2 separate regions of the Homo sapiens genome follow, and region 2 is linked to region 1. A link is an interaction called in ENCODE POLR2A ChIA-PET data of the cell type or tissue named here. Cell type or tissue: A673. All regions are shown on one strand. Links, peaks and the distances in the headings refer to the core of each region. The heading gives the core; the rest is flanking DNA. Region 1 overlaps FAM186A (family with sequence similarity 186 member A). Region 2 overlaps DIP2B (disco interacting protein 2 homolog B).

What was found. Peaks named below come from ENCODE experiments on the same cell type or tissue, not always from the same donor. Only the 100,000 strongest peaks of a DNase experiment are listed, where the experiment ranks them.
Region 2: POLR2A ChIA-PET joins it to region 1 with 10 read pairs; 2 of 35 experiments call an interaction of 5 or more read pairs at or near these places.

Annotation. Positions count from the first base shown.
Region 1 is chr12:50,378,848-50,390,628 of GRCh38, forward strand. The region is part of intron 1 of FAM186A (family with sequence similarity 186 member A); the gene reads right to left. Among named protein-coding and RNA genes, the nearest start is that of FAM186A, 12 kb to the right of the region's middle. RefSeq lists a silencer at 1,026-1,226. In A673, for the core only: no CTCF peak of the experiment used is centred there; no DNase peak of the experiment used is centred there.
Region 2 is chr12:50,633,250-50,645,030 of GRCh38, forward strand. It overlaps DIP2B (disco interacting protein 2 homolog B), which reads left to right. Exons shown (of 38, transcript NM_173602.3): 3 at 7,475-7,603. It also overlaps the pseudogene RNU6-769P. Among named protein-coding and RNA genes, the nearest start is that of ATF1, 120 kb to the right of the region's middle. RefSeq lists an enhancer at 7,433-7,482. In A673, for the core only: a CTCF peak has its summit at 4,834 (motif pointing left); a DNase peak (open chromatin) is centred at 4,852; H3K27ac peaks cover 2,052 bases.

The DNA of each region.
Region 1 (11,781 bases), core at 2,349-10,348:
ATATACCTTGGAGGTACAGCTTCAACCATATGAAAATGTCTATGTGTAAGGTTACTTTCTGCAGCATTGTTTGTAATTATGAAGTATTGGAAATAACTTAAATGTCCATACATAGGAAAGTGGTTGAATTAACTATGGTATAACTGCACAATGGATTATTTAAAAGAATAAAGAAGGCTGGGTGCAGTGGCTCACGCCTGTAATCCCAGCACTTTGAGAGGCCGAGGCAGGCAGATCACCTGAGTTTAGGAGTTTGAGACCGGCCTGGCCAACATGATGAAACCCCATCTCTACTAAAAATACAAAAATTGGGCCGGGCACGGTGGCTCACGCCTGTAATCCCAGCACTTTGGGAGGCCGAGGTGGGTGGATCATAAGGTCAGGAGATCGAGACCCTCCTACCTAACATGGTGAAACCCCGTCTCTACTAAAAATACAAAAAATTAGCCGAATGTGGTGGTGGGCGCCTGTAGTCCCAGCTACTCGGGAGGCTGAGGCAGGAGAATGGCATGAACCCAGGAGGCGGAGCTTGCAGTGAGCCAAGATAGTGCCACGGCACTCCAGCCTGGTCAACAGAGCGAGACTCCCTCTCAAAAAAAAAAAGAAAGAAAAAAAGAGGGAAAAACAAAAACAAAAACAAAAAAAAACTAAAGCACAGGCCGGGCTCAGTGGCTGATGCCTGTAATCCCATCACTTTGGGAGACCGAGGCACGTGGATCACCTGAGGTCGGGAGTTAGAGACCAGCCTGATCAACATGGAGAAACCCCATCTCTATTAAAAATACAAAAGTAGCCGGGCGTAGTGGAGCATGCCTGTAATCCCAGCTACTTGGGAGGCTGAGGCAGGAGAATCGCTTGAACCCGGGAGGCAGAGGTTGCAGTGAGCCAAGATCGCGCCATTGCACTCCAGCCTGGGCAACAAGAGCAAAACTCCATCTCAAAAAAAAAAAGTAAAGCACAAAAGAATATAGCTATTGTATGTTACCCTTCATGTAAGAAAAAATGAGAAATGAAAAATTATGCATGAATCTACTCATTTGTGCAAAATAAATACAAGAAGGATAAGCCAGAGGCTAGACAGATTGGTTACATATAGGGTGTATGTGGGGAAAAGGTGGAAAGAAAGAAGGAATGACAATAGGGTAGCAAAGATAAGAAAGGAGTGACATTTTTCTGCATGTAGCTCTGACTTTTATCAGCACAGTAATGTTTCACATACATACCTTTCATATACTCGATAATAAACTGTTAAAACCAACCTGTATTTGGGCTGACCCAAAATGGAATATGAATACTAACAACTGAAATTAAGTGTATACAAATGAATAACATAACTTCACTTAGAAGAAGATAAATAGGTAGCAACTTTGAAAACAGTATATTGAGTGGACAATGTAAGGTTAAATATAAAACAATGGTACATAAATGCAGTGCTACTTAATAAATGTCCTTCTTATATGCTTATGGATTAGTAATTCTGAAATTACATTATGTGTGTACTGGAAATCAACTAATAAATATATTGTATATAATAAGAACTGGTGTTGTTCGGGTGCGGTGGCTCACGTCTGTAATCCCTGCACTTTGGGAGACTGAGGCTGGTGGATCACCTGAGGTCAGGAGTTCGAGACCGGCCTGGCCAACATGATGAAACCCTGTCTCTACTAAAAATACAAAAAAAAAAAAAAAAAAAAAAAAATTAGCTGGGCATGCTGGTGCATGCCTGTAATCCCAGCTACTCAGGAGGCTGAGGCAAGAGAATCGCTTGAACCTGGGAGGTGGAGGTTGCAGTGAGCTGAGATCATGCCACTGCATTCCAGCCTGGGTGACAGAGTGAGACTGTCTAAAAAAAAAAAAAAGAACTGGTGTGATGGGATATTTGGGGTGTCGCTTTTCTGGCCAGAAACCCCTGTGGCCAACTTTTGCCCAAGTTTTGCTCAGGCCCACTGGGCTCCTTTCGCCCATTCAGCATTGCAGGCTGCACTCAGCTCATGCTACTGGCCTGGATCCCATGCCTGCCAAGGGTGAGCCAGGCATGGAGTGGCGAGGGGTATGTGAGCAAGTGAGCATTGGGCCCGGCCACTGTGCACATCCAGGCATGCCACCTGTGGCAGGGTGGGCATCTCCAGGCACAGGCACAGTGCCGACTCCCTGTGAGGCTGTGGCTGGACCAGGCATACTGCAAGCAGCTTCCACAGCTAGCACCAGGCAATGTGGTGGCACCCAGAAGCTTGGAGACACCAGGAACCACAGAGCCCCAAAGAGGGTGTCGCAGCCCTGGCTTAGGGAGTTTCTAGGTCTGGGCTCCCCGAAGGGCCACAGCTCTTCTCTTTCTCTCTTCTTTCCTTCTCTCTACTCTCCTTCTTGTCACCTGCAACATGGCAAGCAAGGGGCGTGTTTCAGCCCTGTTTGTGTTATAGCTCTTTCAGTCCCACCATTCGGCAGGTCCCAAGTTCTTGTCTTGCATTCAGAAAGAATGAGCTATGCAGACAAGTGGAGGGTGAGCAAGGTGAAGAGGTGCTTTATTGAGTGACAGAACAGCTCAGAGGAGACCCTCAGTGGGTAGCTCCTCTCCACAGGTAGCTCATCCCAATGAGTGTCCAGCTGTCAGCAGAGAGGAGACCCACAGTGGGTAGCAGTGGGCCAAGGTTGCACCACTGCACTCCAGCCTGGACAACAGAGCAAGATTCTGTCTCAAAAAAAAATTGATTAATTAATTAATTAAATGTAATGAAGAGATGGAAAGATATTCTGTGTAAATGGAAACCAAAAAAGAACAGGAGCAGCTATACTTATATAACCGAACATAAACTTTAAGTCAAAAACTAATAGAGCCAGGCAGGTTTACATGATTGTAATCTTGGAAATTTGGAAGGCCAAGGTGGGAAGATCACTTGAGGACAGGAGTTTGAGAACAGCCTGGGCAATATTGCAAGACCCTGTCTCTATAAAAAATTAAAAAATTAGCCAGCATGGTGGCTTGTACCTGTAAGTCCCAGCTACTGAAGGGGCTGAGGTGGGAGAATCACCTGAGCCCAGGAAGTTGAGGCTGCTGTGAGCCATGATCGTGCCACTGCACTCCAGCATGGGTGACAAGGAGAAAACCATCCAGGTCAAAGGGCACCAAATATGAGGCAAACAGAAATCAAGCATCCCCTTTTGAGTAGGGAGTGGGGAAGAAGTTCTTGGAAAGTTGGTGATTTGGGGTTAGTCCCTAAAAACCACTTTAGGATTTCTCTGCTCTGCCCACCCTCTGGAGAAGGTGGACACTGGTCAGTTAACAGATGACATGTTACTTGATGAGCAGTCACTTGATGCCCATGGCTTTCGTTTTAAAGACACATACACATATCACACCACTGCACTCCAGCCTGGGTGACAAGAGCAAAACTCCAACTCAAAAAAAAAAAAAAAAAAGACACACTCTTGTCCACACATGCTTAGAGATACGAGTAGGCTGGTCAACTTAAGCATGTTACTGGCAGAGGGGGTATTGGGGTTATTTTCTAGGGGGAATAGCATGTCACTTTAGCATGCTTTTTAATATATTAATTAAAAATATATATATATGACCAGGCACAATGGCTCACGCCTGTAATATCAGCACTTTGGGAGGCTGAAGTGAGCAGATCACTTGAGGCCAGGAGTTCAAGACCAGCCTGGCCAACATGGTGAAACCCTTTCTCTACTAAAAATACAAAAATTAGCCAGGTGTGGTGGCTCACACCTGTAATCCCAGCTACGCAGGAGGCTGAGGCAGGAGAATCGCTTGAACCTGGGAGGCAGAAGTTGCAGTGAGCTGAGATCGTGCCACTGCACTCCAGCCTGGGCAACAGAGCAAGACTCTGTCTCAAAAAATAAAATAAATAAATAAATAAAAAGCAAAATAGAAGTTTAGATTTTAATAAAATTTGTAGGGTTTCCAAGTAATTTTTACAGAATTTACTTGTTTGCTTCAACTGTCTCCTTCTACCTCTGCTCTTGAAGGAGATGAGGACAGGCCTGGATTTAAAATACTTGTAATTTTGTATCCTAACATCTCTTTGATCCCTTTCTTTTAAGACTGCTGAGGAGTTATTTTTTTCTTTTATAGTAAGAAACAAGGTCGGGCATAGCGGCTCATGCCTATAATCCCAGAACTCTGAATGGCCAAGGCTGGTGGAATTCAAGACCAGCCTGGACAACATGGAGAAACCCCATCTCTATAAAAATACAAAAAGAACAACAACAACAACAACAAAACAAAAAACAATAGCCCCCAGTGTGGTGCCATATGCCTGTGATCTCAGCTACTCTGGAGGCTAAGGTGGGAGGATCACTTGAGCCTGGGAGGTGATGGTTGCAGTGACCTGAGATTGCAGCCACTGCACACCAGCCTGGGTGACAGAGCAAGACTCCGTCTAAAAAAAAAAAAAAAAAAAAAAAAAAAAAAGAGAGAGAGAGAGAGAAAGAAAAGAAACGGCTGGAAGCGGTGGCTCACGCCTATAACCTGTAATCCCAGCACTTTGGGAGGCGGAAGCACGTGGATCATGAAGTCAGGAGTCTGAGACCAGCCTGGCCAACATGGTGAAACCCCATCTCTACTAAAAATACAAAAAATTAGCTGGGCGTGGTGGTGCACACCTGTAGTTCCAGCAACTTGGGAGGCTGAGGCAGAAGAATCACTAGAACCCGGGAGGCAGAAGTTGCAGTGAGCCAAGATCGCGCCACTCAACTCCAGCCTGGGCAACAGAGTGAGACTTTGTCTCAAAAAAGAAAAAAAAGAAAGAAACAAACAAACCCCACCTTTATCCCTACATTCCCCCTACTGGTCTGTGGTTGTTTTTCTGTTGGCTGCAGCAGGCTGGCTGTGGTTTTTCTCTTGCCATGACAACTTCTAATTGCCATGTACAGTATGTTCAAAGTCAGGTAACTCCTCATTGTAAGCAAACTATGTAACTGCCCAGAGCAGCACATATAAACCAGCCTAATGTGAAAAAAGAAAGAAATAGGCCGGGCGCAGTAGTTCATGCCTGTAATCCCAGCACTTTGGGAGGCCGAGGCAGGCGGATCACGAAGCCAGGAAATCGAGACCATCCTGGCTAACATGGTGAGACCCTATCTCTACTAAAAATACAAAAATTAGCCAGGCATGGTGGCACATGCCTATAGTCCCAGCTACTCACGAGGCTGAGGCAGGAGAATTGCTTGAACCTAGGATGTGGAGGTTGCAGTGAGTTGAGATCATACCACTGCACTCCAACCTGGGCGACAAGTGAGACTCTGTCTCAAAAAAAAGAAAGAAAGAAATCCTAAGATATGTACAGAGGCCAGGTGTGGTGGCTCACACCTGGAATCCCAGCATTTTGAAAGGCCAAGGTGAAAAGGTTACTTGAGGCCAGAGTTCAAGACCAGCCCGGGCAACATAGGAGACCCTGTCTCTACAAAAATTAAAAAAAAAATCAACTGGGTGTGGTAGTCCTAGATGGTCGGCAAGCTGAGGCTGGAGGATCCCTTGAGCCCAGGAGTCCAAGGTTTCATTGAGCTATTATTGCACCACTGCACTATAGCCTGGGTGACAGAGCCAGACCATGTCTCTAAACAAAAATAAATAAATAAACTAAAACATGTATGGAGCCACAACAGACCCTGAATATCCAAAGCAATCTTGAGTAAAAAGAACAAAGCAGGAGGCATCACTGTACCTGATTTCAAAATTCAATACAAAGCCATAATAATCAAAACAGTGTGGTACTAGCATAAAAACAGATACATTAGACCAATGGAACAGAGTAGAGGGCCCAGAAATAAATCCACACATTTCACAGTCGATTGATTTTCAGCAAAGATGCCAAAAACAATGTGGAAAGAAGAGTCTCTTCAATAAATGGTGTTAGAAAAACTGGATATCCACGTACAGAAGAATGAAATTAGACTCTAAACTTACACCATATACAAAAATCCACTCAAAATGGATTAGAGTTTTTGTTTTTTTTTGAGACTGAGTCTTGCTCTATTGCCCAGGCTGGAGTGCATTGGCGCGATCTTGGCTCACTGCAACCTCTGCCTCCCAGGTTCAAGTGATTCTCCTGCCTCAGCCTCCCAAGTAGCTGGGATTTCAGGTGCCTGCCTCTATGCCCAGCTAATTTTTGTATTTTAGTAGAGATGGAGTTTCACCATGTTGGCTAGGCTGGTGTCAACCTCCTGACCTCAGGTGATCCACCCGCCTTGGCCTCCCAAAGTGCTGGGATTACAGACATGAGCCACCATGCCCAGCCTGGATTAGATTTAAACATAAAATGTGAAATTATGGCCTGGCGTGGTGGCTCATGCCTGTAATCCCAGCACTTTGGGAGGCCGAGGTGGGTGGATCATGAGGTCAGGAGTTCAAGACCAGCCTGGCCAACATAGTGAAACCTTGTCTCTACTAAATATACAAAAATTAGCTGGGCATGGTTGTACGCACCTGTAGTCTCAGCTACTCAGGAGGCTGAGGCAGGAGAATTGCTTGAACCTGGGAGGCAGAGGTTGCAGTGAGCTGAGATTACGCCATAGCACTCCAGCCTGGGCGACAGAGCAAGACTCTGTCTCAAAAAAAAAAAAAAAAAAGAAAGTATAAAACTACTAGAAGGAAACAGGGGAAAAGTTCCATGACATTGTTCTAGACAATGATTTTTGTATATGGTTCCAAAAGTATAGGCAACAAAAGCAAAAATAGACAAATGGTATTACATCAAACTAAAAGGCTTCTTCATGATTTCACTCATATGTGGAATCTAAAGAAGTCAAACTTGCCGGGCGTGGTGGCTCAAGCCTGTAACCCCAGCACTTTGGGAGGCCGAGGTGGGTGGATCACGAGGTCTCAGGAGATCTAGACCATCCGGGCTAACATGGTGAAACCCCGTCTCTACTAAAAATAGAAAAACTTAGCCAGGCGTGGTGGCAGGCGCCTGTAGTCCCAGCTACTCGGGAGACTGAGGCAGGAGAATTGCTTGAACCCAGGAGGTGGAGCTTGCAGTGAGTTGAGATCGCACCACTGCACTCCAGCCTGGGCAACAGAGCGAGACTCCATCTCAAAAAAAAAAAAAGAAGTCAAACTCATAGAAGCAGACAGTGTAGAACAGTGGTTAGCAGAGGCTGGGGATGGGCAGATTGTGGAGATGTTAGTCAAAGGATACAATTTTTCAGTTAGACAGGAGAAATAAGTTCAAGAGATTTATTATACATCATGATAACTATAGTTAATAACAATACATTGTATACTTGAAGATTGCTGAGAGGAGATATTAAGTGTTCTCACCACAAAAAGAAATGTGAGGTGGCCAGGCATAGTAGCTTACGCCTGTAATCCCAGCACTTTGGGAGGCCAAGGTGGGTGGATCACCTGAGGTCAGGAGATCGAGATCAGCCTGGCCAACATGGCGAAACCCTGTCTCCACTAAAAATACAACAATTAGCCAAACCTGGTGGCACCCATCTGTAATCCCAGCTATAGGGAGGCAGGAGAATCGCTTGAACCTGGGAGGTGGAGGTTGCAGTGAGCCAAGATCATGCCATTGCACTCCAGCCTGAGAGACAGAGTGAGATCCTGTCTCAAAAAACAAACAAACAAAGAAACAAACAAAAAAGATATGTGAGGAAATGCATGCATTAAGTAGTTGGATCTAGCCATTCCGCAATGTATAAATATATCAAAACATAATGTTGTACACCACACATAAACCGTTTTGGTCAACTCAATACAGAAAAAGAACATTTTGGCCGGGCTCATGCCTGTAATCCCAGCACTTTGGGAGGCTGAGGCAGGCAGATCACTTAACGTCAGGAGTTCAAGACCAGCCTGGCCAACATGGTGAAACCCCGTCTCTGCTAAAAATACAAAAATTATCCAGGCATGATGGTGCGCACCTGTAATCCCAGCTACTTGGGAGGCTGAGGCAAGAGAATAGCATGAACCCAGTTTGGGGGTGGGGGGGTTAGGGAGAGGTTGCAGTGAGCCGAGATCGTGCCACTGCACTCCAGCCTGGGCAGCAGAATGAGACTCTGTCTCAAAAAAAAAAAAAAAATTCAACTTATGATTTCATCCCAGATGGATATTGGAAAAAACTTTCAGTTTTTTTTTCTATTCTATTTTTTTCTATTCAGCAAAACAGTTATCAACTTATTAACACAGAAGACTTCCATGATCAGACCAAATGTGGGGTCGGAGGAGCAGATTCTCCCCACCACCAAGCAGGGAACCATTTCTGCAATGGACATCAGGTGGGTGTCTTTTATTTCAATTCAGACACCATCTACCTAGATACAGTGTCAGATCCCATAGGTCGAAGCCTCAGTCCCCAAAACTGCCCCCACTCAGACACCAGTCACAAATCCAGGCCTCCAGAACTTCTGACCAATCAATTTCAATTTGGCATTCCTAAGACTCCCTCTTTTGGTTGGATTAATTTGCTGGGGCAGCTCACAGAACTGGTTTATTGAAGAGATGCTAGGGCAAGGTATTGTGGAAGGGGAATGGAGCTTCTGAAGCAGCTACATTGTCTCTGTTGTATACCTGGGGTTCATCATCTGGTACCAGGAAAATTTAGGACACGAATACACACTAGGAGTTTAGGAGTGGAGGTTTAATAGGCAGAAGAAAAGAGAAAGAAAAACAGCACTCTCAATAAAGAGAGGGAGATCTTCCCAGAGGAAAAGACCGGCTGGTGGTGGATGTGCTAGATTTTATAGTGTGGCTTGAGGAGCTGGTGTCTGATTTATGTAAGGCTCACAGATTGGTTCAATCAGATATGATGTTTACATAGTGCATATGGAAGGCTGGTTGCTTCACCCTAATATTACTATGCAAATGAACTCTCCTTGGCCGGCACCACGTTGTCTCCTCCTTACTGTACACAAGGCTGGCAGAGAAGGAAAGATGGAATCGCCCTCTTGAACATGTCTAGTCCCTAGTTTCTGCTGGCATTCACCCCTGCAAGCTCCCAGCTTGCTGCTCTGTGTCTGCAGCTCGACTTTACAGGCTGCTCTTTGTTAGAAAATGATTTGGGGCTGCTTTTCATTAAAAAGAAAAGCCTTACCAAGGACTCCCATACCCTCACTATCTGCCTACGTGATTTCTTCTTAACTCCTATATCACTTTCATATTCTCTCTGGGCACACCACTCTCCAGGAACCTCCATGTGTTCAACTCTCTGTAAGCTCTCCAAACCCTGTCCTTTGGGTTTGTATGGAGGTTTGATTACATAGTTATGGTTGATTAAACCATTGGCCGTAGATAAGCAGCTTGACCTTCAGCGGCTTTCCCCACCCCTGAAGGTTGGGGGGTGGGGTTGAAAGTCCCAACCCTCTAATCAGGGCTTTGTCTTTCTAATGACCAGTCCCATCCTGAAGCTAGCTGTCAATCATTAGCATACAAAAAGACATCACTTTGGAGATTCCAAAGATTTTAAGAATTGTTATATTTCACAATATCCCAATGGAATAACAGGGTCAAGGTTTATCCTTTCAGCCAGGCGGGCGCAGTGGCTCACACCTGTAATCGCACACTTTGGGAGGCAGAGGCGGGAGGATCCCCTGAGGTCAGGAGTTCGAGACTAGCCTGGGCAACACAGTGAAACCCCCCTCTCTACTAAAAATACAAAATTCAGCCAGGTGTGGTGGCACATGCCCATAATTCCAGCTACTTAGGAGGCTGAGGCAGGAGAATCGCTTGAACCTGGGAGGCGGAGGTTGCGGTGAGCTGAGAATGCACCATTGCACTCCAGTGTGGGCAACAAGAGTGAAACTCCGTCTCAAAAAAAAAAAAAAAAGATGTATCCTTTCATCCTGTCAACTAAGTGACAGTTGACAGTTACCTAAAAGGATTAATGAGAACAATTCACAGACCTCACCTAGGAAGGGGCAATAGTTTCTCCCTAGGAAAAATTAATTTCTTAAAATACAGTGCCTGGGCACAGTGGCTCATGCCTGTAATCTTAGCACTTTGGGAGGTCGAAGCGAGCAGATCACTTGAGATCAGGAGTTTGAGACCAGCCTGGCCAACATGGAGAAACCCCATTTCTACCAAAAATACAAAAATTAGCTGGGCGTGGTGCATGCCTGAGGTCCCAGCTACTCGGAAGTCCGAAGCGGGAGGATCACTTGAGCCTGGGAGGCGTAGCGTAGGTTGCAGTGACACGAGATCGTGCCACTACACTCCAGCCTGGGCAACAGCAGAGGGAGACTCTGTCATTTAAAAAAAAGAAAAAAGAAAAAAAAAATCAGGTGTGATGGCTCATGCCTGTAATCTCAGCATTTTGGGAGGCTGAGATGGGAGGAACACTTGACTTCAAGAGTTAAAGACTAGCTTGAGCACAATAACAAGACCTTATCTCTACTAAAAATAAAAAAATAGGCTGGGCACTGTGGCTCACTCCTGTAATCCCAGCACTTTGGGAGGCCGAGGTGGGTGGATCACCTGAGTTCGGGAATTTGAGACCAGCCTGACCAACATGGAGAAACCCCGTCTCTACTAAAAATACAAAATTAGCCGGGCATGGTGGTGCATGCCTGTAATTCCAGCTACTTGGGAGGCTGAGGCAGTAGAATTGCTTGAACCTGGGAGGTGGAGGTTGCAGTGAGCTGAGATCGCGACATTGCACGCCAGCTTGGGCAACAAGAGCAAAACTCCATCTCAAAAAAAGAAACTTCCTTGGGCCAGATGGTTTTGCAGGTAAATTCTACCCAACTGGCAAATTAATATACTCCTGAGATAGAAGACCGAAGCTGTATCGCTGGCCTTCCCAGATAAAAGCAAACTACTTCTGGTGGGCCTTATTGACAGATTGGAAGAAATAATCATTTGCCAGATCATAGCGGCATACCAGGAACCAGGGAATGTGTTAATTTGTTCAAGCAATGAAGCCACATCTGGTACAGAAGCTGTGACTGGACTTAGTACCTAGTTAAGCTTACAATAATCCACTGTCGTTCTCCAAAATCCATCTGTATTCTTTACAGGCCAAACAGGAAAGTTGAATGAGGATATGGTAGAAATCACCACTAAGGAATCTTTGAAGTCCTTGATGATGGCACTAATTCTTCCAGGAATGGGATATTTGTTTTATTTTTACTGTTTTCCTAGGTAGAGGCACTAGTGGCTCCTATTTGGCCTTTCCCACCACAGTAGCCCTCACTCCACAGGTAAGGGAGTCAGTGTGGGGATTCTGTCAGCTGCTGAGTATGTATATTCCAATTACACATTTTGGACCTTGTGAAATAACCACAGGATGGGTTTGGGGACACACTAGTTTCACTGTGAGATGGGCCTGAGCTAAAGCTTTTTTGATTAATGGGTAGACCACAATAACATTTTGGATCTCCTGGGATTAATGTCAGCTCAGAGCCAGTGCCCAGTAGTCCCCCAAAAGGTCTGATTATTTCCTTTTTCCCAATGCACACTCTGTTACAAGGTCAGCAGAAAAAGTAATAGTATACAGGTAGACCCAGGGTCCTTCTTCAAGAGAACTTGAGGTCCTGTTCACTCAAGGAGCTCTGAGTCTGTCAACTGGCTCAAGTTTGGGAATTGACTGATGGACTCTGACTCGTTTTCATGATTCATGATTCAGGTATTTATTTTCATTCGACCGAGGAATTTCCTACTTGTTCAGATTAAGTAAGAATTTAGTAGGCTTCCTATCTATTCATTTCTGGGAACATCTTGATCAACTAGCCAATGCCATAGGTCAGTGTGAGTCAGACTATTTTGATTGCTGCTTTCCTGCTGCTGTCCATTACAGTAATCATATCCACCTTGCCTTTGGT
Region 2 (11,781 bases), core at 1,184-9,183, 250 kb after region 1:
ATATTTGAATAGTAAGTAATAGGGTGCTTGCTTTGGCAGTACATATACTAAAACTAGAACAATATAGAGATTAGTATGGCCCCTGTGCAATGATGACATGCAAATTCATGATGCGTTTCATCTTTTTAGAACATTAGACCTGAGTAACATGTCATTGTGTAAGGAAGAATAACATGCAAAAAATAGACCGAAAAAGGAAGTAGTAGAAATTTAGTATGGACAAGTTTGGTTAATATTAAGCATGGCTGGCTGGGCTCAGTGGCTCATGCCTGTAATCCCAGCACTTTGGTTGGCTGAGGCAGGATGATCACTTGAGACCAGCCTGGGCAACATAGTGAGACCTCATCTCTACAAAAAAATCAAAAAATTTGCCAGGTGTGGTGGCGCGCACCTGTGGTCCCAGCTACTCAGGAGGCTGAGGTGGGAGGATTGCTTGAGCCTGGGAGGTTGAGGCTGCAGTGAGCCGTGATTGTGCCACTGCATGCCAGCTTGGTTGACAGAGCGAGACCCTGTCTCCAAAAATAAGAAAAACTAACTTAATTCAGTAGCATCATAGGGATTAGGTTCTAAAGTCACTGTATGGCAAAAATCTGCTTCAAAATTACCCTAAAAAATCACTTAAACCTCCCAGCATTGGAACTGACAGTTGTTTCTTTAGTTAAACAAGAGCCATACCTTATCTGGTATTTAAGGGCCATGCTGTCTTTTAACAAATTAAAATTTATAAGATTAAAGATGAAAAATTCAGGTCCTCAAAACGCTCCGACTTTGAGAGGCATGAGAGAAATGAAGATACGGCAGATTCACACCTCCCATCTCTTGCTCATTCTGAGCTGTCTGCTCTTTGAAAGGAATGGCCCACAGAACATCTTTCAGTAGTTGGAGGCTACTGTGGCCAAGTATAAAGCTTCCCACATGTCTCAATTAGCAGACTTCCAGGGAGAAGTGGCCAGGAAATTGACTCTTTCTTTTGGCGTGGCCGAAAGAATTGAAGTTTCAGACCACACGCATTCTAACTTCTCTGTAAATTAGTCACTCTTGGCCACTCTTGTAGTTGCAGGAAAATGGAAGATTTTGTGTAGAAAGGCAATTTCCCTGTGCTGGTCCTGTGGTCTAATCTTTAAGATACTTTGGATACAAGTAACTGATAATTCCAGCTAGCTTTAATAGAAAAAGAGTTCATTCTAAACTTACAGGGGTTACTGACAAATCTAAGGACAGTATGTATTTACTGAGTGCCTACTGTGTTCCAAATACTGTTTCGACACCAAGGAGACAGCATGGGACAAGACACTGCCCAGAACCTACCTGGCTTGCTCCGTCACTCTACTTAGGGGTTTGTTCAATTAGGGAAGTCCTGGAGAGGCCCTCCTTGACCAGCCCTATAAATAGTCCCCACTTCCATTATCTGAGTTGCATTTTAAAAGAGCTGTCTTTGGCCATCCCATAGATTGTGGCCTGTTTGTGTGTCTTATTCACCTACTGGAGGAACATTATTTTTTATTTTTTTTTATTCTTCATGTCCCCAGTTTCTAGCATTAGTGCCTGATATATAGTAGATGTTCTATAAATGTTTGCACAACTAAAAAGAAAGAGCATTTAGAATTTCTGGCATTTTCTTGAGTAAACATCTATGAAGATAAAAGTGTTAGGTAATACAAGAAGCAGGGCACTCTACACATTATAGAGTGGTCTCTTGTAGATTGATCCTGGCAACTTGTTTCCACCCTCAATAGATCTTTTAATATAGACCTACTAAAACCTCAAGAGGCTGTGCAGAGTATATCAATTCTCAAATGATATTCTAGCATTTCTTTAATTTTTAAATGAAGTTGGTACATCTATTTTAAATAGTACTACAAGATTTATAACAACAGAAATGAGCAGAAAGAAAAGGAGAGGCAGGATACTGCTCATTCTGTTTTGTCTTACTGTATTTGAGATTATTTGTGACGTTTGTGTGTTTGATTTTCTTCATCCTGTGACTTACTTCGTCTTTCACTTCATTTTTGAAGTGAATTGTGTTTATCTCCTGCTTCAGAATAAGATCTTACCTTTCACATTTTCTTTCTTGACCTATATGTTTCTGCATTGTTTTTCCCCCAGATTCCTGCCTACTTATTTTTTAGGGATAAATAATAAGTTTATGAAGATAGTTATTAATATTTGTTGATGTTCTTTAGCTTGCCTTGATAAGAAGTTCTGGTCACCCAAAGGTTTTTCCCAAACGTGGCTTCCTTTTGTGATTGCTGCTTGCTGTGCTGAGTGGCAGTCCCCGGTGTTCCAGTTCCTATAAGTACACTGCACTTGGCAGCTGCTTCGTGCTCCTTTCATCGCAGTTCTTCTAGGTTCAGTCCTGCCTTTGAAGTTGTTCAAGGGTGCGAGTGTGACCAAGTTAAAATGAAACAAAGGAAAACCCTTGTGTTTTATTCTCTCTCTCAAGCCTCTAATAATGCCTCCTGGAGTAGTCTGTAACCCTATTTTCCTTAATGTCCTTGTGTAAGTATATGAAGATAATGAGAGGCACACATTTTTGCATACAACTTATATGAATTGGAGATACACAAATAAGCAGGATTTTTAGGTAAACTTTAAATGGCTATCTCAACATTTTTGTGTTTATTTTTTCCGAGCAACTACTATTATTGGTGGAGGTGAGGAGACAGACAAGATCTTAATTATTTATTTTAATTAAAATACTAAATGCTTGCAATATGAAAGACCAAGGACCAGTTACTATAGGAGATACAAGATGCTTAAGACCAGCCTCTGACCTCAAGTTATTTACACTATAGCAGGAGAGATGACAGTTACACAAATGAGGATCATAAAAGAGAGTAGAATAAGTACTGTAAGAGAGCTCTAAACAAAGTAGCGTGGAAATTCAAAGGGACGTGAACTTAAAACCAGTTTTTGAAATCAGGAACAGCATTTTGGAATGCCACAGAACATTTCCAATTGTAAATACTCGGTAGGCAATGTGCCTCTGTGTATGTATGTATGCATAGGGTTTGAGGAGTGGAATCTATTTTGTTTTATGTGTCTCATTTTGATTTAAAAGTTCCTTCCCAAATGAGGCTCATAGCATAATGGAAAGAACATAGAATCTTTTTTCCAATCCCCATTCTGCTTTCATTTGTTTGGTTTGGATGGTATTGGAATCACTATGAATTGGAGCACACATTGCAATTATATCTGCCCCCGTATATCTCATCAGAAGGAAGTCCAGTATTTTCCTCTTGGGGCTTCTTTTTCCTCCTAAATTGTCTGAGAACCCTCAGGGATTATATAGGCAGTGCAAAAGGAGAGGTAGTAGATCCAGCTTTCACACCCAAAGGGGAAAGATCCCCACAGTCTGCTGTTTGCTTTCCATCATCTCACAGGGTGCTGCTGAATAACTGGTCCTCACTGTGTGACCAGCCAGTAATGCTGAGCCTGTTCCCTGCATCGGCTACTCTGATGCATCATGGAGGAGGAGCCAGGTACTCTACTTGGACTCCCGGAGCAGAGCTCCTGGTGTTGGCTCTTTTAGCCTCATGCACTGTCATTTTCCTGATGTCAAGTGGCCAAGGAAGCTCTGGGTCAGGATCTGTTCAGACACCTACCACTTTACAGACCTGGAGCTCCCAACCCGCTCTCCTTACAGAGTCTACCCCTGGAAAACAGGCAGGTGGCCCCTTTTCCAGACTCCAGACACTAGCACTCTCGTTCCTCTCTTGCCTTCTCTAGGCGGTGAGGTTAATCACCGACCCTTCAAAGGAAGACTGTCCTCAATTACTCACAGCTGCTCTAGCCTCTCAATCAAGAGGCTAGATTGATTGAGCCTTCTTGGATGGGGTGGGAGTGAGGGCCCTATAATGATTCAAGGTGATTATTGGTTCCCTCTCACTGTGGAAAAATCTGTAACGGGCATCCTGCTTCATTAATAGTATCTATCACATGGTGCTGTTGTGAAGACATAATGAGATGGTAATAGGCAAGAGCCATGGAAATATTATTATCATTGATATTCTGTCATTTCCTGTAAATCCCTTCAAAGGCTGCCCACTCGGCTTAGGACAAGTGACCTGATGCCACTTTTCTAGTCCAGTCTCATTTTGTAACACTCTACCCTTTTGCTGTATCTTTAGCCTCACTGGTCTTAGACTTGCCAAGGCTTTTCTCCCTCACTGGGCTTCTACAAACACCATGCTTTTGAATAAAGTGGCTTTTCCTTCTCTCTGCCTAGTTAAGTTTTGCATCACTGTCTCCTTTCAGCAGACATTCATCTTCCCTGAAACTCTAATACAAGTTAAATCCTTATTATGTGGGCTGGGAGACCCTTGTTCTTTTCCTCCTTAGCATGTATCACAAGGTCAAAGGTATACATATGGTGACCACTTGTTTAATGTGTTTCTTCTCTGGACACTAGCACCAAGAACAGTAGGCATGTCTGCTCTGTTCACCTCCCAGAAGTTGAACTATTAGGTTCCTTGGTTCTCAGAGCCCATCCTGTTTCACTCTGTTACTCTTGCAGGTGAGAATATCTGTTAAATCATAAGCAGAATTAAAAGATAACATGTGGAGGCTGGTGGCTTCCTTCCATCTTCCTGAGTGGAAATGTGTAGTTTTTTGCTACTAAATACCATTTTTTTCAGATTATCATCCTTACCATATTCAAACAATAGAAACATATTAGACTCTGATGTATTTTTCTGCCAAGGAACAATAACTTACATACATATTGATCATTGAGAAGGAAGGCTTTATGTTTTTGAACCTAAAATGTGTACTTTTTATTGTTACTAAACCTTTTAACATCATCACTATTTAAACATAATGGTGACCTCTAGTGGATATTCTGCATAACAGACTGAAAGATCAGAAACCCCCGAACTGAAGCTCTTGCTTTGTAATAATCAGCAAGTTGTCTTTTTCTTCGGATCTCTGTTTTATTTTGTGCTAGAATTTAGAAGTCATAAAGAAGACTTAATTTGTGAGTCTGGCAGCTTCCATTCCAGCACGTATTTGTATTGTCTTTTAGAATTTGGTTTTATGCGTAATTCATCCTATAAGCAGAACAATGAAATTGTAAAGAAATAGAGTACCTCAATCCAAATACCTTTGGGATTTTTATGTCCCACCTGACCCTTATAATTGTATATAAATAGTTTTTACATACAGTTATAATTATATTGTGTACATAATATTTTGTGTTCTTTTATCACTTGGCATTACTTTATTTGGACTGAAGTATCTGCATAGTCTACATATTTTTCATTTGTAATGGCATATAGTATCTCATTATGTTGATACATGTAGTTAAGTTTCATCTTTGCTTTTAGCTTTTCTTTACCATGGCAGTGAAACTGTGTATATCTTATTCAAAACACAGGAATCTGTATTTTAGCACCCCAGGTAATTTCTGAGATCTAGTTGGAGTGTGAAACCATGGTCAGGGAATGATTCACCTTGAGGCAGCATCTTGCCTGCCCAGCTGACATTACATATGCTGTTAAATAATGTCCTGCTGTCCTCCCATGCCCCCATACTCCTTCCCACCTCTTTTTGATGAGGCCTGAGGTATGGGTTGAGTAGCCCTTATCTGAAATGCTTGGGACTAGAAGTGTTTCAGATTTTTTTTTTTTGGAATATTTACATTATATACCAGTTGACCATCTGAAATCTGAAAATTGGCAATTAGAAATGTTTCAAGGAACATTCCTGTGAGCATTAGACAGGAGCTCAAAAAGTTTCGGATTTGGGTATTTGGGGTGTTCAACCTGTATGTTGTTTTCTGCCCCCATTCGTGATAAATCACTGCCCTTGCAAGTGAGCCAAGGTGGGAATAAGTCTCCACAATTTTTTTTTTTTTTTTTGAGACAGAGTCTTGCTCTGTCACTCAGGCTGGAGTGCAGTGGCACGATCTTGGCTCACTGCAACCTCTGCCTCCAGGTTCAAGTGATTCTCCTGCCTCAGCCTCCCCAAGTAGCTGAGACTACAGGCGTGAATTTGGGCAGGGCTAATTTTGGTGATTATTTTGCTCTATATGGTTGCCAACTGAGGTCATTCAGTGGTTGTCTTCCCCCTCACCTAGTAGATGGGCTGCTCTGGACAGTCCAAGATGGCTCATTCACATGTTTGATGCCTTGACAGGGCAGGTGGATGGCTGGGCTCAGCCGGAACTATTGACTAGAGCCTCAACACATGGCCTTTCCAGCATGCTACCTGCTTTTTTTTTTCTTTTTAAATGATATAACATTGTCATTATGAATCTCAGTTCCTGTAATACTCTGATGCTATCAGTCTTTACTGGGCTGTGTGGCACTGTTGCTTGTACTCCCCAGACCGCTGCTTTGAGTCTTTTTTTTTTTTCCTTAATTTTTTTGCTTTATAGGCTGATTCTCAGCTGGGATCTGGAGCAGTACATTTGCTGTGTAGGTGACATCTTAATATATTAGGCATTTAATTTGCTATGTGTAAGCTGCCTTGCTGGGCATAACCGGGTGCTATTTCAGAAACTTAAGCCTTAAGGAAATCCTGCAATATGTGACAACATGGATGAACCTGGAGGACATTATGCTGAGGAAAATAAAGCAGTCACAGAAGAACAAATACTGCATGATTCCACTTATATGGGACATCTAAGAGAGTCAAGCTCATAAAAGCAGAGAGTAGAATGGTGGTTGCCAGGGCATATAGGGAGCAGGAAATGAGGCATTGCTGTTCTGCAGGTATAAAGTTTCAGTTATGCAAGATTAGTAAGTTCTGCTTTATAACATCGTGCCTTATTAATACTAATAAGATATTAATACTACTGTATTTTACACTCAAAATTTTGTTAACGTACATCTCGTTAAGTTTTTTTATTGTAATTTTTTTTAAGAAACAGATTTGGAATTAATCATTTGAGATAAAAAGGCAGGAAAACATCAGAACTTAGTGTTTTTCTGTTTATTTACCCCATCCCCATATTCTTGATAAGACAGTACATTTTGGGAGGGGAGAGTATGGGGACAGGGTAGGGTCAGTGATGAGTCCAGTTGGAAGAGGGGCTAATAGACTTGACTTGAAGCTGTGCTGCATAATCACCCTGTTTTTGCTTGTATTATGTTTATCTGGAGTGACTGACGGTATGGTAGCTAAGGCTCCCCAAGCTATTCGTTGTCTCACTGTTTAGGATTGGGGATCATATGCAGTCAACTCCCCATCAGTACTGCCTCTCCTTGGAGTCTCTGGAATGGCCTTTTAATTTACATTTGTCTTCTTGCTATTCCTCTCCTATCAACCTGTTGACATTTAAGGCTCTAAGATGATATTTTTTAGTTTGGATGTCTTTGCATCATATTTATGTATTTATATTGAAACTCTAACCCTTTACTGTAGATGGGGTAATAGTACCTAGCTCAGAGTATTGTGAGAATGCTTAAAGTGCTTTAGAAAATGTTAGCTATTACTGTTACTGGATAACCATCTTTTAAACTTCCTTTTTTAGAAACTGATTCAGCAGTACAGAAAGAACTTAGAAACCAGACACCTGCTCCATCTGCAGCTCAAACTTCTGCTCCCTCTAAGTACCACCGAACTCGATCTGGGGGAGCCAGGGATGAACGATATCGATCAGGTGAGGAGAAGCTGCAGAATGGCCAGCTGAATCGTTTTCCTAACAGTAGTATGAACTGTGTATCCTGAGAGCTTCTAATACTTGTCTTTTTTTTCCCTATGAGGCACCAACAGTTTTATATTAACTCATTCACCAATCATTTATTTTGTACCCTACTATGTATCAGGTATAGTAGGTACTCAATAATTTGCTGGAAATGGAACAGCACATAAGACTGTTTCCGGCTGGGCGATGTGGCTCACGCCTGTAACCCCAGCACTTTGGGAGGCTGAGGCGGGCAGATCACTTGAGGTCAGGAGTTTGAGACCAGCCAGGCCAACATGGTGAAACCTCGTCTGTACTAAAAATACAAAAATTAGCTGGGCATGGTGGTGGGCACCTGTAATCCCAGCTACTCAGGAGGCTGAGACAGGAGAATCACTTGAACCTGGGAGGTGGAGGTTGCAGTGAGCTGAGATCCCACCACTGCACTCCAGCCTGGGCAACAGTGAGACTGCATCTCAAAAAAAATAAAGACTGTTTCTGCCCTTAAGGAATGTAACAGTTTAAGAAGAGAACCAGACAAGCATACAAGCACAAAGGCCATGTGAATAAATAAGTAAATAAGAAAGTGAAGGGTTGGGTCTTGTGGGTGGTACTAGGAGACCTCAGTGGATTCTATTGGAAGAGGCAGGCCCTTCTGTGTTTGCCAGAGTTGTTGCATAACTAGTCTCTCTTAATTGATGGAGCTGAAAGAAAACTCACAATGAAATTTCAAATTAGTTATTTCTTCTAACCCAAGAAGTACCCACAGGAAGGGAAGGAGCAAGGTGTGCCTGCATGGCAGCGGGAGCATGCTCCTGCTTGTACTGTGCTTGGGACCACCTGGCGGCCAGTACCAGGTGTGTGGCTTTGATAAGCAGAGGAACGACTGGTAGATCCCTAGAGCACGTGTGGTGCAGCAGGCCCTTCCCATGCCCACTTCCTGTCCGCTGCACCAAGAGTAGTCTCTGCAGCACATTTCTTGTTTTAAGAAGTGGCAGAATTAAGCAAAAAGACTAATGGGGATATTATTTATTTTCTTCAGATTTTTGTCTTCTTTGTACTGACCAAGGTTGCCTTAACATTTTCTTGAACTGAAAAACACAGTCTATATCACATCCTCTCAAAAACTGCTTTAGAGAAAATGAGAAAAGGACACAGTTGAAGAGCTACATCAGCTATTTTGTGAGCTGATTTTACTAGATACATATTTTCACACACAGAAGGAGAAAAGGATGAGAAATGTTCAGTCGGGAAAAAAAAAATAGAGGTTGTAATTTTATACCTAAACTGGTCTTGAGTGATAGGAGAGGCTTGCTCAGAGAACAAAGACATCCAAGCTGAGTCATGGCAGACAAACAAGAGTTAGCCAGGGAAATAGTGTTCAGAACTTAGAATGCAAGGGTCAGAAAGAGGTGGGAGATGAGGCTAGAAAGATTACCAGAGACCAGATCTTGTGGGATCTTGAATGTCACTGAAGGATTTTCAGCAGAGCAGTAACATCATCAGATTTGTATTTGTTCCAGTAGCTCACTCCAGCTGTAGACTGCAGTGCCTGGCACAGGGCCTTCCATATATAAGAGCTAAACAGATATTTTGCAGAAAGAAGGGAATAGAAGTATTTACTAGTAGGCCAGGGTGGTGGCTCACACCTGTAATCCTAGCACTTTGGGAGGCCAAGGTAGGTGGATCACTTGAGGTCAGGAGTTCGAGACCATCCTGGCTAACACAGTGAAACCCCATCTCTATTAAAAATACAAAAAAATTTAGCTGGATGTGGTGGCAGGCGCCTGTAGTCCCAGCTCCTCGGGAGGCTGAGGCAGGAGAATGGCGTGAACCTGGGAGGCAGAGCTTGCAGTGAGCCGAGATCGTGCCACTGCACTCCAGCCTGGGCGACTGAGCGAGACTCTGTCTCAAAAAAAAACAACAACACATCGTGGTTACTAGTTAAGGAATGGATCAGAGAAAGGGAGGGCTGGAAGTAGCAAAGCATTCAGGTGCACCCCTTTGTTGCCAATCACCTGAGCCTCATTTTCCAGCCACCTAGTGTTGCCTTTTCAGGCTGGAGCCCAGGTTCAGCAGCAGCATGTTCCAACCTGTCCAGAAGGGTTTTTAGCCGTCACAGCTTTCATCCCTGGCCTTCTGGGAGTTTCTGTGTGTGTGTGTGTGTGAGTGTGTGTGTGCGTTTTGTTTTTTTAACCTTCCTTTTTCTTTGTTTTTATAGCATGTAATAAAGGATTATTAAGGATCCAAAAAGGTGATTTTCAATATTCTATATCCAAGCCAATCAAATGTAAAAAAGTTTTTTGTGAGCTCATTTAGTACTATAAAATTTTGAGCTTCACCTGTTAAAACCCAGCTGTGATCTGTAGTCCCTGCTGTTTTGCACCATTGCTTTTTGATTATCCCAAGTATTAGAAAGCGTATGCTGTGGATCAGATACTAGTCAGCTGACTGTGGAGATTGTTGGTTAGGTGCAGGTATACTAGAGAGTTTGTAACAATTGTATGTTAATCTCACTGGGAGTTTTTCTGTGTGTGTGTGTGTGTGTGTGTGTGTGTGTGTGTGTGTGTGTGTGTTTTAAAGGATAGTAGCAAAAAGTAGGCCAGAACGAGGTGAAGTAGGGGAGAAAAAGTGATTTAAAAACCCTGAAGATATTGAAAGCTATGAGGGTCCTGCAATCCTATCAGGAGGGGAACATAAAAAGAGGATGCAAGCATAGACTTTGGGTGAAAATCAAATTTTTCAGTATATTAGGAATTGCTCAACTAAATAACGAAAGAAAGCTCAGGATGTGAAAGAAATTGAGTCTCTGAGAATTCTGGCTTCTCCGAATAAGAAGAAATCAGCAGGGGTGGCTCATGCCTGTAATCTCAGCACTCAGGGAGGCCGAGGCAGGAGGATTGCTTGAGAAGAGACCCGCAGCCCCTGCAGAGGTGGAGCAGATAAGTAGTGGAGGTTGATGGGAGCTGACCTTATATCTGTTTGCTACGCCAGTCATAGAAAGGGTTACATTTACATGTCATGTGCAAAAATAGCTGAAGAATTTAGGGTATATTTAATAAAAGTTGCTAGAATTCAGAATAAAGTGATGGCTATGTAAGAAGGATTTTATATTAATGCTGGTAAGTGTAATTATAAAACACTTTCTTATTTGATGGAGGCTTATTAACACCTATAACATTTCAACCAATCATAATCAAATCTAAATAGACTTAGTGTTCACATTTCAGACACAGTATAAAGAACTTACCTTTATTCAGAGTTTAGATTATCTGACCTGATTCCATTCTTTGTGCTTTAGCCAAGAGGGAGCTTAATTTCAAGTATACTACCTTATTAGTATATTTCTTTTTCCTGCACATCCAGGCATGATTCACCTCCCTGCACACACATAGTATGGTCTCAAATGTAGAAAACACAAATTAATGCCTGAGATGGAAAGTGATCTTATTGTAAGTCATTCTGACTCCCTTGATGTTAATCTCTTGAGAAGTTAGGTACCTCAAACAAAACAACAAAAATAAAACAGGACATTAAGGGAGTATTCGTATTACCTTATTCAGCTCAAACATGAATACTGGAAAATGATACCCAGCTTCCACATGCTTCTGGGAGAGATGTCCAAAGTCACTTGTGTCTGGGGACTGAACTCCAGAAGTGACTTCTTTATCAAAGATCAAGATGAATTGTGTGGTGTTCAGTGAGTCAAATTCAGTTAAGAGAGCTGCCTGTTCTTATCAATAAGAGTCTTTTCTAATAGATAACTGAACATCTCTTTTTGACACTGGTGTATGGGTCAAGGTTTATCATGTTAGAAAATAGTTGGGTGGCTTGATTCGTTTTGTAATCTGTTGCTGTGAATGCCTGTGACAGGGAAAAACATGCTCTGTAATTACTAATTATCCAAATGTTACAGGCCTTCTAAAGCTTTCTTAATGTGTGTAATTCCCTAGCTTTGTCCAGTTTGCCATTACATATTTCATATCATATATAAAAATGCTTTTGGAAATGTACTCTTTTTAATTAATAAATGTAAGAATTTGATTTGCTGTTGTCTGTTACTTTCTCAGTAGAAGTGATTAATCATTTTTTAAGACAGCTAGGAATCATTTTTCCTTCTAATATAAGGAGGACATTTTTCTCATTTTTAACAT